Regions from separate parts of the Mus musculus genome. Here region 2 is linked to region 1. A link is a contact called in ENCODE Hi-C or POLR2A ChIA-PET data. All regions are on one chromosome and are shown on one strand. The core of a region is the stretch at or near the end of the contact, and the rest is flanking DNA. Distances in the headings are between cores, read along the strand shown. Region 1 overlaps Nmnat2 (nicotinamide nucleotide adenylyltransferase 2). Region 2 holds the start of Lamc2 (laminin, gamma 2).

Region 1 (7,576 bases), core at 1,578-4,077:
ACATCTGTTCCAGCTCTCCCTACGGGGGTCTTGCTCTTGGGAGTGTGGAGTGGGAGGTGTAGAGTGAACAGAGCAGACCTGATTGGTCAGTCTCACTCCTTACATGGCCAATGTACCTGCATACTGTCAAACCTCAGGAGACAGGATCACACTGGGCTCTTCACTCTCCCCAGGCCTGTGTGTGAGGCCTCAGAGGTGGGGTCCATAACATTCATCTTGCTTCAGCATCCTGCCCAGCCTAGTCTCGACGCTATCGGTTCATCTGACGGTTAAAGTTTTCCAGGGGAGATGGAGGTGGAGCGGAAGAGAGGAAGCAGTTGGAGGTGGACTCTGCTTCCCATGAATAGAGAATCTGAGAAGAGGATATGAGGCATGCGAAGCAAGAAGCAACTTGGCCTTGAGGGAGAGAGCACTTAATGACCCAGGAGGCAAGTTTCTTGGAAGGAATGTGGACCCGGCATCATCCCTTCAGGAGTCTGAATTCTAAGACCTGCCCTGATGACTTCCAGATATAGATGCTCTGTGGCCTTAGCCAGACATCTTCCTGGATACTAAGGATGTACGGGTAAGAAGACAGATATGAATTCATCATTTGGATAGGTTACTGTCTAGTGGGTGACATCAAGCAAAATGTTAGTAGTTACCACATGGGTTGTAGAACCTGCAGAGACCATCACAGAAAGTCACAACTAAGCCAGGCAGTGGTAGCACACGTCATTAATCCCAGTACTTGAGAGACAGAAGCAGGTGGATCTGAGTTGAGGACAGCCTGGTCTACTAGGTGAGTTCCAGGACAGCTAGGGCTACATAAAGAAATCCTATTTTGAAGAAGAAAGTAGAGAAAAGAACAGAAGAGAGAAGAACAGAAGAGAAAGGAAAGGAAAGGAGAGGGTAGGGGAGGGGAGGGGAGGGGAGAGGGGAGGGGAGAGGGGAGGGGAGGGGAGGGGAGAGGGGAGGGGAGAGGGGAGGGGAGAGGGGAGGGGAGAAGGAAGGGGAGGGGAGGGGAGAGGGGAGGGGAGAGGGGAGGGGAGGGGAGGGAAGGGAAAAGAAAGCCTCAACTGGCCAGGCTGCACAGAGGGACTTACTATGGCATGCCCAACCCCAATCCATACATCTATACAACCCCTACACCCAAGGCTCAGGTAACATCTAGGAAGAGGGGTGGAAGATTCTAAGAGTTTGTGTCTTATGTAGGACAGAAAAGCAGCACTCTTGAAATCTCAACAATACGGCTGCCTAAACAAGACTTGAATAAGCCGGGCGTGGTGGCGAACGCCTTTAATCCCAGCACTCGGGAGGCAGAGGCAGGCGGATTTCTGAGTTCGAGGCCAGCCTGGTCTACAAAGTGAGCTCCAGGACAGCCAGGGCTATACAGAGAAACCCTGTCTCAAAAAACCAAAAAAAAAAAAAAAAAAAAAAAAAGACTTGAATAATGGCAACATCAGTTGACACGTAGTGTGGATAAGGAAATCCCAAGGGTCCCCATCTCTGGATGACAAGCAGCAGGCAATTAATGACTGCCATGAGGTGACGCAATCTTCCCTTGGGACAAATGCCCTAATTGGTTATTTAACACCATGTGGTCAGTACTAAATGCACTCAGCAGGCTATAACATATGTATGTATACATGTGACAAAAACCAAAGAGAAATGAATACATCATTTAAAATAATTTTAAAATGCAAACTGAGAGGCTTAACAAAAGATTATTTTTGACTGTATTGAAGGATATGGGCAAGTTAATGCTCAGTGACTCATATCTTGTAGTGACTAACACTTTATGAGCAACTGGCAAAAGCAGCCAAGTAAAACAAGTGAAGCCCAGATTATAATGATGGTGCCTTTCATCCAAACATTCAGGTGTTCTAACCAGAGGGCTCAACTTCATTAGCAATAAGATCCTTCAAGATGCACTGAAGGCCTGGAAGGCTCTCCTGGTACGATCCAGCGTGATCCCGCTACATCAGAGCTCAGAACCCTCCTTACTTTCTTCTCGTCGTACAGCACATCAGCGGCTCCAGCCTCCTTCTGCGTCCTTTGCAGATGGCAGCCAGGGATGCATGGGGGCCACCCGTAAGCATCTACCAAGGGCTCGGCCATGTGCCAGGAACTCTTCTCGGGGCTTCATTATCACATCTCATCCTTACAACGGTCTTCCGAGATGCGTGTCTCAGTTCCAGGAATCTGTCCTATCTATGCGATCACAGCTTAGTGATGGAATCTGATCCCTCTTGGGCCGCTCACTCTTGAAGACTCTTTTTGTTGCTTCACACTTCTTCTAGATCCATCGATAGACTCATATTTTAGAGACTTGAAACTTCCTCAGTTTAAAAATATCACAGCTCCAGCCAGGCATGATGGTGCGCCTTTAATCCCAGCACTTGGGAGGCAGAGGCAGGCAGATCTTTGTGAGTTTGAGGCCAGCCTGGTCTACAGAGAGAGTTCCAGGACAGCCAGGGCACAGAAAAACCTTGTCTCATAAAAACAAAACAAAACAAACAAAACAAAACAAAACAAAACAAAACAAAACAAAACAAAACAAAACACCACAAGTTGAAACAGACTTTATGGTATGTGATGGTGTATACCTATAATCCCAGAACTCAGGGACTGAGGCAGGAAAATCATGGGTTTGAGGCCAACTTGGGGTACATAGCAAGATCCTATCTTTTTAAAAAATGGAAGAAAAAAACCCCAAAAAACCCAAGACACAAAGGAAGGAAAACACCCACCACTTTGCTCTTAAAAAATAAAATAAAATAAATTCAATACTCTTACCAGATATCCTCAGATCCTTGCTCTCTACCGCCCCCTAGAGCATACAGCTGTAAGCACTGCTGGGAGGGTAAAGAAAGGGGAGAGAGCCCTATAAATCCCCGTCTGTGAGAATGTCTAAACCACTCTCCAGCAGAGCATCCTCTGTACTGCTCTGGCTTCTGCCCCCGTCAGGAGGAAAGGCTGGTCCAGAACTAGTGTGATCAACCTGGCTAGTCAGGCAGCCAGGAGTGCACTTCCAGGATGGCCCTCAACGCAAACAAACGAAAGCTCCTTCAATGGGGCTTCCCAGAGGAAACCAACCCCAACCCCACGGTGCTGCCAGCTTGACTGGGAGTGTGGGAAGGAAGGCCCAGAGTTCCGGCCTCGTGTCAAAAGCCTGAAAATCAACAGCACCTTTTACACGAGATCCCTGAGCAGAAATCAGTCCCCAAATTTCGAATCACTGGGACTGGGGGTCCTTCTCTTGTGGATAATTCAGCTTGGGTTTTAGCAATGTGGGGATCTAATCCCCCGCGGCTGGAAGAGTCGCGCAGGCTTCCTGCTTCCGGGCTGGAGTTAAGCAGTTTGATAAAAAGTCATCTGAGCCTGAATAACCACGTTTGCCTTTGCTCCATTTATCTGGGGGCCCTGGGATTTCTTCTGGAGTGGTTAATGCCCCCGGCTCTTCCTCTGTTTATTTTCTTTGGTTATGTTCCCATAGCTGATGGATGTAGGAAGCCGCTTAGTCCATAACTGGCTGGTTAGAGGCATGTAGGGCACAACCAATGAAAAGAATGTGAGACTTTGAGAAGTTCAGGAAGAAAAGAGTGTCTCTATTGGCGGACTTCTGGTGTCTGAAATCACCTTTAGGTATTTAATCCTTCCAGGTAAACATTAACTCTTGCTTGTTTAAAATGCTGAGACCCTGAGAATGGCCCAGACAGGCAATCATTACACTCAGTGATTTCGGCACACTCCATCAAAAGCCAGCGCCTTTCCAAATGAAGAGAACCAACTCACTTATCAGCCATCTCCTCTCTCAGGCTTGTGCCCGCTACTGGGTCTTTCCTAGCCTCCTCCCTACATGAAAACCTCTTTGCTTTGTGACGGCTTAACCTGGACCAGGCCGAGAGTCAATGCCCAGCTTGTGCCTTCACTGAGCCTGCTTTGAGGGATGTCTGTCATTCCTCCGCAGGTCCATGTTAACTGGACAAAGGATCTGAAGAATTACGTGAGACCCTGTTCCACCATTCAACAGCTGTACTATCTAGAACAAGCCTCAACTTGCTTAAGCCCCCCTTTTGTATATATTATTAAATTGTTATGTTTATTTAGTCCGGGGGGGGGGGGCGGGAGCACAAGCACACATATGTGGTTATGTGTGTGTATACATGTTATGTTGTGTATGTGGAAGTTCTCTCCTTGTCCCACGTGAGTTGAGGATTGAACTCAGGCCGTTAGTCTTGACAGTAAGTGCCTTTACCCACTGAGCCACCTTGCCAGTCCTCTTTCCATGTTTTTAAGATGGGAATAGAGATCCCATCTCATAGGGGTTAAATCGGATAATCTGTGAGATACAGCCAAATATGATTCATTAATTGTCTGGCTTTCCCAATAGGAAGCAAGAGGACTAGCCAAATATTTTGTTTCTATCTGTTCTCCTAGCTGTAGACTCGGAATTGCTGTCACACAGAAGGTGCTCAGTAAATATTTCAAAATGAAAGAATGAGCTCAGGCTGGGGAGGCACCTTTTAATCTTAGCTGCTCACAAGGCTGAGGCAGGAGGATCATTAGTTAAGAAAAATTAGGAAGACTCTCTCTTTAAAATTAAAAACACAGTCTGGGAAGCCAGCTCAGCCGGTAAAAGTGCTTGTCACACAGCCTGAGTTTGATCCCTGGCACCCACGAGCAAAGGTGGAAAGCGAGAGCCAGCTGCACACAGTTGTCTTCTGACTTCCTCTTGTGTGCTCTGACACTTGCATGCCATATAATAATAAATAAAACAAAATAATTTAAAGGGGAACCATCAAAGGGAGACAGGGGTGTAGTTTGGCGGCTAGTGTGTAGGAAACCATAAGCTAAAATTCCCAGGACTTAACAGCAATGAGAGAATACCGAAATAACATCCAACCGTTGCTGAGATCTTACCAGCTGGGTTCAAAAACTCTTCCACACTTTCTATATGCTTAATTTTGTGTTGGACAACGATGTAAGCACTAGTAACTAGGGTATTTTTAGCCTGCAAGAACCTCGAGGGGAAACGCATGCTTACGTTCACAAGGGCACTGCTGAAAGATCGATTGGAGGGAGGAACACTTGAATCAGAGCTAATTTGCCCGCCTTCCGATAGATGATGGACGAAGCACCTGGCTTCGGTGGGCAGAGCGAAAATCGCCACAAATTGGGTTTTGTTTAAGGGAGGAGCAAAAAAAAAAAAAAAAAAAAAAAAAAAGTCTCAGCTCTGGCTGATCCAGGAGCCTTCTGCCTCAAATTAATCTAGTTCCTGACCTGCGTCTGGATACCTGCACAGGTGTTTCTGTCAGATGCAGAAAAACAAAGGTCTAGGGTACTTGAAGGAAGCCGTCAACTTGATGGGATTTCGAATCGCCATGGAGACACATCTCTGGGCCTGCCTGGGAGGGTGTTTACAGAGGAGAAAAGAGCCACCCTGACTGTGGGTGGTAGCATCCCATGAACTGGGGATCCAGGCTGAATAGAACAGAGCCGATAAGTAGAGCATCAGCATTCACTCCTGTCCCTCTGCTTCCTAACTGTGGATTCAGAGGGAGCAGCCGCCTTAGGCCGCTGTTGCAATGCCCTCACCCGTGAGCCAAAAGAAGCCCTTTCTTACCAGCCGGGCTCCGAGGCTGGTCCAGGAGCCTGGATCTTGATCCCTGACCCCCCCCCCCATCCCCCCAGAAAACAAGAACAAAATTGCTAACCGGGAGGCCACACAGCAGCTCTTTTGTGCGCCACTTGAGAGAAACTTGATGAATATGTACGGAATTTTCTCTCCGTGGAATGTAAAGGGACGGGGTGTGTCGTGTCATAGGAGGTCAGATTTCACTGTGGACTGATAAATCTTTGTGCCTAGTGGATACTGCGGCAGGGGAACTGTGGGGCTGGGTGTGGAGTCCTTGATGGAGAGTTTTGGTTCTGGACTTTGAAGGAAGTGATACTGGCTAGGATGGACCAGGAGAGGCTGTGGCTGTCCTGCTGTGGGGCAGGCCCACTCAGCCAGTTTCTAGAAGATGTTAACAGTTTCATTTGACACAGTAAGGCTGCCCCTTTATGAACAAGCTCCTGTTTCTTCCCAGATCTGTTTGAACGGGGACTCTTTTAGCTCAGAGCCTTGTATCTTTAGCTATTGCTTCCCCCTTTACCTCTGAGCAATGATTCAAAGAAACCTTACAAACTGGGCAGAGTTGGGAAAGAGCAATTGGCTGGGTGGCATCGGGATGTAGGTCTGCTGTAGGCTGAGGCAGCCTAGTCTGATTAACTCCAGCCCCACTGTTTCTGCAGGGAACTGGGATTCTCATCACTGCCCCAGACAAGATAGATGCAGGAGTAACTAGGATGGATGTCCTAGATCTCTGGAATGACCAGACATCCAGGTTGTCTGTCAGCCTGAGACAGGAAGTTCTAAGAATGTGGGACGCTCAGATTTTGAACTTAAAAAAAAAAAAAGATTTATTTATCTTATATATATATATATGAGTACACTGCAGCTGTCAGACACACCAGAAGAGGGCTTCAGACCCCATTACAGATGGTTATGAGCCACCATGTGGTTGCTGGGAATTGAACTCAGAACCTCTGGAAGAACAGTCAGTGCTCTTAACGTCTGAGACATCTCTCTAGCTGAATCTTCTTCTTCTTCTTCTTCTTCTTCTTCTTCTTCTTCTTCTTCTTCTTCTTCTTCTTCTTCTTCTTCTTCTCCTTCTCCTTCTCCTTCTCCTCCTCCTCCTCCTCCTCCTCCTCCTCCTCCTCCTCTTTGTTTTGAGACAGATAGGGCTTCTTGCATCACAAGCTGGCCTTGAACTCACTAGGTAGTAGAGATGACCTTGAACCTCTGATCTTCTTACCCCCACCTCCCAATCCTGGGATTAGTTTATATGGTGCTGTGGATTGAACCCATGGTTTTGGGCACACGAGGCAAGCACTCTACCAACTGAGCTCCTTCTCCAACCTCAGTCTGTGGATTTGGTTCGTTTCCATTTGTTTTACAATGCTGGGGATTCTATCCAGAGCCTCACCGAAGCTCTCTAGCACCACACTATCTCCTTAGCCTTGGGATTTTGCACTCAAATCATCTAAGTCCCAGGAAGAGTGAGGCTATCTGCTTACCCTCCTTGGTGCTGGTCTATCCATCCCTGACGGGCACAAGATGTTCCGAAGTTACCCATCTCAGACTGGGGACTGACTGGAAGCAAGGTGGGGGTATCCCTTTGTTTTTTTAGAATGGCACCCCTAAGAGAGGAATCCTCCGACAACTCTCAGGAATCCAGGAAGTCAAACTGGTCAGGACTGTGGCATGCCCCTCCCCCACATCATCAGAGGGAATACATTGGAATGAACAAAGACTTCACTGTGACATTTACTTGTTATTTGTGTTTGTGTGTCTGTCTGTCTGTCTGTCTCTATGTGTTTCATGTGAGTGCAGGTGTCCTAGGAGGCCAAAAGGGGGCATCAGATGCCCTGTGTTAGAAACCACCTGCATTCCAGAACAAGATTCACAGGTCTTAAATGACTCTGTGCCACATGTTTTTGTCACCAGAGTCCCTTATACACATGCTCCATATCCCCCTAAAGTTTGTGT
Region 2 (7,576 bases), core at 3,561-6,060, 85 kb before region 1:
GCAGAGCTGGCTTCGCTCCTGAATGTACTGATCTGTTTCCGGCAGTGGCTTTGCTCTTGCACATTTGACTGCAATCTCAATTTAATGTTCAAATACAGCTTTTTGAGGCCTCCCTCCTTTAAAATAATCTTATTTTATTTTTAATTTTAATCTGGTATCTGTGTCTATGTGTGTATCTGTGTGAGTGGGTGCCAGTGCCAGAGGAGGCCAGAGGTGTCACCTCTCTGGAGTTGGTTACAAGTTGCCTGATGTGATGAGGCAGGGAACCAAACTTGGGTCCTCTGCAGAATCAGGGCGTTATCACTAGCTCTACCCCCTTAATATCACTTTACTGACACATAATTCATATTCTACCAAGTTTACCATTTTTTTTTGAAATTTATCACTTAAAACACGATACAGAATTTATTGTACAGAAATGCAGGACGTGTCATCCACTGGCACAATATCCTTGCCCAGGGGACATTCAAATCTTTCTTTTTTTTTTTTTAATTTAAATGTTTTTTTTTATTACGTATTTTCCTCAATTATGTTTCCAACGCTATCCCAAAAGTCCCCCATACCCTCCCCCCCACTCCCCTCCCCACCCATTCCCACTTTTTGGCCCTGGCGTTCCCCTGTACTGGGGCATATAAAGTTTGCATGTCCAATGGACCTCTCTTTCCAGTGATGGCCGACTAGGCCATCTTCTGATACATATGCAGCTAGAGTCAAGAGCTCCGGGGTACTGGTTAGTTCATATTGTTGTTCCACCTACAGGGTTGCAGATCCCTTTAGCTCCTTGGATACTTTCTCTAGCTCCTCCATTGGGGGCCCTGTGATCCATCCAATAGCTGACTGTGAGGATCCACTTATGTATTTGCTAGGCCCCGGCCTAGTCTCACAAGAGACGGCTATATCAGGGTCCTTTCAGCTAACTCTTGCTAGTGTATGCAATGGTGTCATCGTTTGGAGGCTGATTATGGGATGGATCCCTGGATATGGCAGTCTCTAGATGGTCCATCCTTTTGTCTCAGCTCCAAACTTTGTCTCTGTAACTCCTAAGTTTACCAATTTTTGAAGCACAGGGTATATAGCTACTGGGGAGAACATTTGCCTAACATGCCCCACCCTCAGTACAGCAATAATTAATTAATTAATTAAATTAATAAATAATTAATCAAACAAGCAAGCCAAACTTACTGACGTTAGGTATACAATTAAATTACCTGTATGCGTGTGCTTAAATGTTTATTTGTGGTGTGTGTCAGTGAATTTAAATGTGGAGGCCAGAGGATAACCTTGGATATCACCCCTCAGGTGGCAGTTATTTTGTTTTTTGAGATAGGAGCTCTCCCATTTACCTGAGCAGGCCAGACACAGAGACCCAGGGATCTGCCTGCTTCCACCTTCCATCACAGGGATAGCGAGTTAGGGCCACCAGCCCCAGGTTTTTTTTTGTTTGTTTGTTTTTGTTTGTTTGTTTTTGTTTTTTAATGTAGATTCCGGGAATTGACCTCAGATCCTCCTGCTTGCAAGCACTTTACCAGCTGAGCTATCCCTGGAGGCCTTAAGTTACTTTGTGCTGTGATAGTATTTCAGAATATTTCTTTCATCCCCCAAAGAACACTCAAGAAAGATATAATCGGCTTTCTTGTCTTGTAAAATTTACATTTCTACAATTTCCTACAAACAGAATAGCATAGGTTCTTGTCTTTTGTGTCTGCTTTCTTTTGCTTGGCACCGTGCGTTGAGAGTCGTCTGTGATACACTGTGGATCGATAGTTTATTCTTTTCTAGAGCAGAGGGGGATCGTCAGTTGGACTTTTTTCTAGATTTGAAAAAAGAGAACAGCTTTGTGTCAAACAGAAAATCAAATATATTTTGTTGCCTTTTTGAAAGGTCACATATTAAGGCTTAATCATAAAAATACAGTGTAACCTATTATGTCGTTATATTTTGCTTGCAATGTAAGACCTCAGTCCACCTTAAATCAAGCTCTAAATGGAAGCACTGAACCTTAGGCAAGCAAATCTGTGTATGGAATTTCCAGCTTGAGGATCGTGTGGTGGACCATGCCTATAATCCTAGGAGGAGGTGGAGGCAGGAGCATAGGAACTGAAGGCTATCCTTCCATATACAGTGAGTTTGAGGCTAGCCAGGGAAGGGGGTTGTGGGCAGAGAGCTGCGTAAATGGTAAAAATGCAAGTTAGTTAATAACTAAATGAATCTGGGTGATTTAGACATGAACTAAGACAATAGGGTCCCTGGAGTTCAAGACTAAAATTAAAATCAGCAAAAAGGTTGAAGCAAGGCATTTACTCATAAGGTGTTTGTTGGTGGCAAAACCAGACTGGCTGGTGCTCAGACAGCGATAGCAGCTTTGCCCCGCCACCACTAATGGTTGCAACAGTGAGTATATTATTGTAGGGCATGGAATAGAGTGTGTGCCTGGGCTGTTCCTAGCTCTGTCATTAACTCATCTGCACTTCTCAACAACCCTACTAGATGTGTATTTTATCATTTTCCCCATTTTCTAGAAGAAACCATAGCTCAAAGAAACCCAAATAACTTGCCTTGATAATGACAAGTGTGGGATTTGGAATGGGGACACAGAGCCTTGGCTTTGACCCCTGGAGTCCTTTTAGATCCAGTGATGCACTGGAGAAGCCTTCTGAATAAAAGGCATGAGGCCCGAGCAGAGGACTCAAGCCCAAGGTGAGGGATTGTTTACATGGGTGAAGAATGAGATATGGAGTCCAACAGGAGAGTGCCTACTGATGGTGTAGGATCCTGCACTGTCCACAGAAATGAGGCACTGATTGATCTGGACCCAAGATGCCTGCTGCCTTCTGACTCCCTCTGCCCAAGTGACTAGTGGGTTTTTTCAGATCTAACATCTTGGGGAAATCACAAGCATTTGTGCAGAGTCCTATGTGACTTGGTTTCCTGGATGAATGCCAAGAGTCCACAGTCTTGCCCTGCTGTGATGGATGTTGGCCATACCTTGATGGCTGTTGATGACTAACCTTAGATTGCACTCAGCTCGTTCAGTATTGTGAGCTTATCTTTCTCTACGGCACTTTTTAATCTGACTATCAAAGTGCTATGAAGTGCGAAGCCAGATTGCCTGGCTTTGCATCTTGGCTTTGCCATTCTTAGCATGCTGCCTAACCTTTCCTGGCCTGTGGCATAGGGACATTGGTACTATACCTCATTTACAGGGTTCTATTGAATGTTAAAAGGACTACTATGTATGCCAGACTTATTTATGCCAGCAATAAATGACAGATAGGTCTCTTTGTTACTATTATTATCACTAAAGAGGGTAGCAGATGAAAATGAAAGCATTTGAGATATGATAGACAATGAAAATCTGTGCTAAAAAACAAATTTTGCCTTTAAGGTTTGATTTTGCAGGGCCCTATGCCCTGCTCCTCCAACACTGTGTACCTGGACTTTTCTAAAACAAGAAGTATCAATATTTTCAGTTAGTGGATGGTAGATATGCAAGGATCATAGCACTCAGAAACAAGTGTGCTCCCTCTCTCTCTCTCTCTCCCTCTCCCTCTCCCTCTCCCTCTCCCTCTCCCTCTCCCTCTCCCTCTCCCTCTCCCTCTCCCTCTCCCTCTCCCTCTCCCTCTCCCTCTCCCTCTCCCCCTCTCTCTCTGTCCACCGCATAGCTGCTACTGGAAGAAAAAAATTATAGATGCCTGCTCTCAAGGAACTGAAGTGTTAGCAGTAGCTGGGCACTGATTCTGAGTGAGAAGAATCTCCACATTATTTGGACAGAGCAGAAGAGAGTTGAGTCTAGGTTAAGAAAATTAGAATATCCATTCTGTTGCTCATTTTGCGCTAGATTTTAGAGATGTCGGCTTGTCTGCAGTACCCTATCTTGCCTCTGTTGCTCTTCAATGCTTTGTCTACTTCCTGGTTAGAACTAGGTATCTAGTTCAGACTCCATGTTCTGTACAAAGCCAGCCACATCTCTCCTGGTCAGCCTACACTGGTCACTATCACACTTAGAAATGGGAGTTCTCACACCCTTTGACAATATGTATGGATTACGTTGTTAGTTATCTTAGAGTGTTAAGCTACGGAACTATCTATGGTACAGTCATTCATTTAGTCAGTGACTAGGTATTTATTTAGGGCCTCTGCTGTCCTTACCATGAGGAAAAGAAGTGGTTATTGGTTGTAATGGATACGTTGTGTCTACATAAATACTAGTAAATCCTAAGTCTATAGCAGGATTTAAGAGCCTTCTCTGACAGTCACTTCTGCATTATTCACTGTAGGAGAAGTTCCCAGGACAGTGTGGGATAAGCCAAGATTTGCATCCCCTCCCCCACTTGGTGTTACTCACTTCAGCTAACACCGGGCTTGGCTGGCACTATCCCTCTTAACGTTATTTTCTAGCGGGGCCAGAGAGAATGTCGTGAAAAATATGCTCTGAGATGTTAAAAGACTAAGAAACCTTTTCTCTTATGAGCAGAAGGCTTGTTGAATATCAACTGTGAACTAGTTCGTAACAGTTTAATGAGTTTGCTTAATGAGTTTGCTAGTTCAAGGTTAAGGGGGTAGATAGACCCAGGAGAGCAACCTTTGGGTCACCCTGGTGTGTGTGTGTGTGTGTGTGTGTGTGTGTGTGTGTGTGTGTGTGCTTAGAAGTGAGTAAAATCAGAGGTATGTATACGTGCTGTATCTCAGAATAAAAGTTACCCTGAGAGTGAAGAGGATCGATCCTGTTGGGCCCCTCAGCCTGGTTAATTTGCCTGTGTTTTAGACTAGAGTGGAAGGGGCGTCCAACTGTGACTGGAATGGATGTCTGTGCCCTTGAGACTCCCTCGCCCCCTCCGGTTTTGAGGAAGGGGTGGCTGATATCTACAACCTGAGTTCTGCCCAGGACCACCCCGGGAGAGAACGGCTGTGTGTAGCGGGGTGCGGGTGGAGGGAGGGGATATGGCACATTCCAGAAGGATCTCTGGACCGCAGCCTCAGTACCACGCCCTCGGCGGGGCCAGGTGTGCTCCCCGGTTGCGGAGGGGGGAGCCCGGGGCCGCAGCGAGCGGGTTTACTGCTCGGCATGCGCTGAGTGTTTGTCTGCCTCGGAGGGTTGGGTCCTCCTTGTTCACAGGTGAGTCACGCCCCGAAACACCGGCTCTCTTCCTGTCAGGACTGAGTCAGGGAGAAGAGTCGATAAAACACCTGATCGAGGGAAAAGGAAGGCACAGCAGAGCGAAGACTCGGCGCCCGGCAGGCACCCGCAGCGGCGGAGCGCGGCCCGGCCATGCCTGCGCTCTGGCTCAGCTGCTGCCTTGGTGTCGCGCTCCTGCTGCCCGCAGCCCAGGCCACCTCCAGGAGGGAAGGTGAGTGCTCCCACCGCGCCTCCAACTTGCCCTTCCCTGCACACGGTGTTGGTGGCTGAATTCACCTCGAGGATCCACACTCGGTCAGGTCAAGGATCTGCAAAGAGCCTATCTCCTCCCTACCTGGGGCTCCTGTACAGTCGCGCTCTAAAGTGACAGTTTTCCCATAAAGCCAAGGGAGTTAAAAACACGAAGCTAATGGGTTGTGCCAGCTGAAGGTTTCCTTGCCCTAAAGCCATTCCTCTTTCAATTCCCTCCCTTTCTTTTCTTTGGCAACAGGGGACCCCTCCACACCCGTTCAATCAGTAACATGCTAGTCTTTAAACTGTCCGGTCCCTGTAATTTACCAGTGGGAGTTAGGTGGGACTTTTTCCATGCCCGGCAGCACCACACAGACTAAAAACAGAACTTCCATAATCCCCTTGTTATCCATGTTGTATTTTTGAGATAGAGCGTGAACTTTAAGCGTTTTAGTAATACCCGAAACTGCAAGTGTTACTTCTAAGAACAGTTTCGCCTCCCAGGTATTTATTGGACTCAAACTTCAAGTAACATTTACTCCTACCGAGAGCACCCGGTGGCTGTCATGTCCTGAGGAGTTAAGGTCATATAAACAAAATCTGCGAGAACTTAGCGACTGTTTTTCGTGTGTATGTGTCCTGTCAACTATGATGACACCTAGTGCGGGGGTTTCTCTGTCTCTTAGCTGAAGCGCTTTCCTCTGATCACCCAACTTTTCACATTCATAGTTACTGTTGCTTCCTGCTCTCCATGGTGTTCCAGTCACCACTGCCAGGGATCGGAAGCCATGATGCTCGATCATGTATAATTGTCACCAAAAAGGAGTAACTGGCATGATAGCCATGTTCATTTTCTTGACAATAGTAACCATTTCACTAGTCCTGTCAAAACCTGTTGTGTAGCTCAGATATGTAAGATGAACTTTAAAACAAAAAAATGTATGAAAGTGGTCATGTCGAGAGGGCTCCCCCTGAGTCAGGATAAACTGGTTGAAACCTAGTAGAAAACATTCTGAGAGTGAAAACAGTCTCTGAATATTAGAATTAAAAGTAACTTCCAGTGGATCAGCAATTAAGAATCCTTTGATTGAAAAGATGAGCAGTTGGCAGTGTTTTTGCACAAGGCCACCCAGGCAGCTATTGGCAGTGGCAGAACCTTTGATCCAGGTGTTCTTAGCTTTTTTGACCTCATTATAAAAGTAATATGTATATATATATATATATATATATATATATATATATGTGTGTGTGTGTGTGTGTGTGTGTGTGTGTGTGTGTGTGTGTGTATGTATATGTATATTTTTTTTCAGTACAGCAATTTTCCTCTTGGCTATAATTAAATACATACATGTGTGTTGGTATTACATAACAAAACCAAATCTATAGGATGCCATCAATTGTTTCATAAAGTCAGGTTCAACAGCAGACTTTGTACCCAAGCAGTCCATCCAAACACAAAGTCAGAAGTTCTGTGTTGGCTCATTTTCGCACTTTCCCCTTCCTTAGGGACAGATTGCTTGAGATACCAGGTTCTCTCCTCAAACAGCTTTATTTGGGAGCCAAGTGAGACTATGTCATTATGGTAGATCATTTATATTTTTCCATTTTTGTCACACTGGGATATACAAGGAGCTGGGCAAAAGGTATGATACCTGTCCTAATCCAAAGTGACCTGTATCCAGGCATCCTGTGGGCTGCACCTGTGGGCTGCACCTGTGGGCTGCACCTGTGGGCTGCACCTGTGGGCTGCACCTGTGGGCTGCACCTGTGGGCTGCACCTGTGGGCTGCGAAGGTCTGAAGTCGTGATGTTGCTTCCTGGTTATTTCTTGCAGGTGAAATTATGGTTAAGATATAATTACCGAGACTTACAGGGTTGGTCTCACCTAAAACACTGGCTTTAGAGTCAGCCTGACCTGGCAAAATTTTTTGGTTTATTCACTTGTTAATGCCTGTCTTAGTCACTGTTCTATTGCTGTAATGAGACCCCATGACCAAGGCTGCTTATAAAAGAAAACATTTAATTGGGGCTTGCTTACAGTTTCAGAGGGCGAGTCCATTCTCATCATGGCGGGGCACAGTAGCTGAGAGCTGACATCCTGATCTGTAGGCAGCATGCAGAGGAAGAGAGTGGGCCTGGCTGGGGGGTTTTGAAACCTCAAAGTCACTCCCAGTGACACACCTCCTCCAACAAGGCCACATCCCCTAAT

Evidence for each region. A loop is a pair of places that touch in the nucleus more often than their neighbours do. ChIA-PET counts read pairs that join two places held with the same protein, here RNA polymerase II (POLR2A).
Region 2: a map of T-helper 17 cell shows a loop between it and region 1 (1.9-fold over the local background). The contact joins the promoter of Lamc2 here to the enhancer-like site in region 1. A Hi-C loop is called at or near these places in 2 of 37 maps with a recorded cell type or tissue (Patski and T-helper 17 cell). POLR2A ChIA-PET finds 5 or more read pairs at or near these places in 2 of 5 experiments (Patski and embryonic stem cell).

The regions. Positions count from the first base shown.
Region 1 is chr1:153,096,965-153,104,540 of GRCm38, reverse strand. The region is part of intron 8 of Nmnat2 (nicotinamide nucleotide adenylyltransferase 2); the gene reads right to left. Among named protein-coding and RNA genes, the nearest start is that of Lamc2, 86 kb to the left of the region's middle. Within about 2 kb of position 2,827, at least 2 of the 3 ENCODE cell types and tissues checked have a DNase peak (open chromatin) inside an H3K27ac peak, as active enhancers do.
Region 2 is chr1:153,183,681-153,191,256 of GRCm38, reverse strand. It overlaps Lamc2 (laminin, gamma 2), which reads left to right and starts at 4,810. Exons shown (of 24, transcript NM_008485.3): 1 at 4,810-5,003; 2 at 5,156-5,348. The coding sequence starts at 5,270.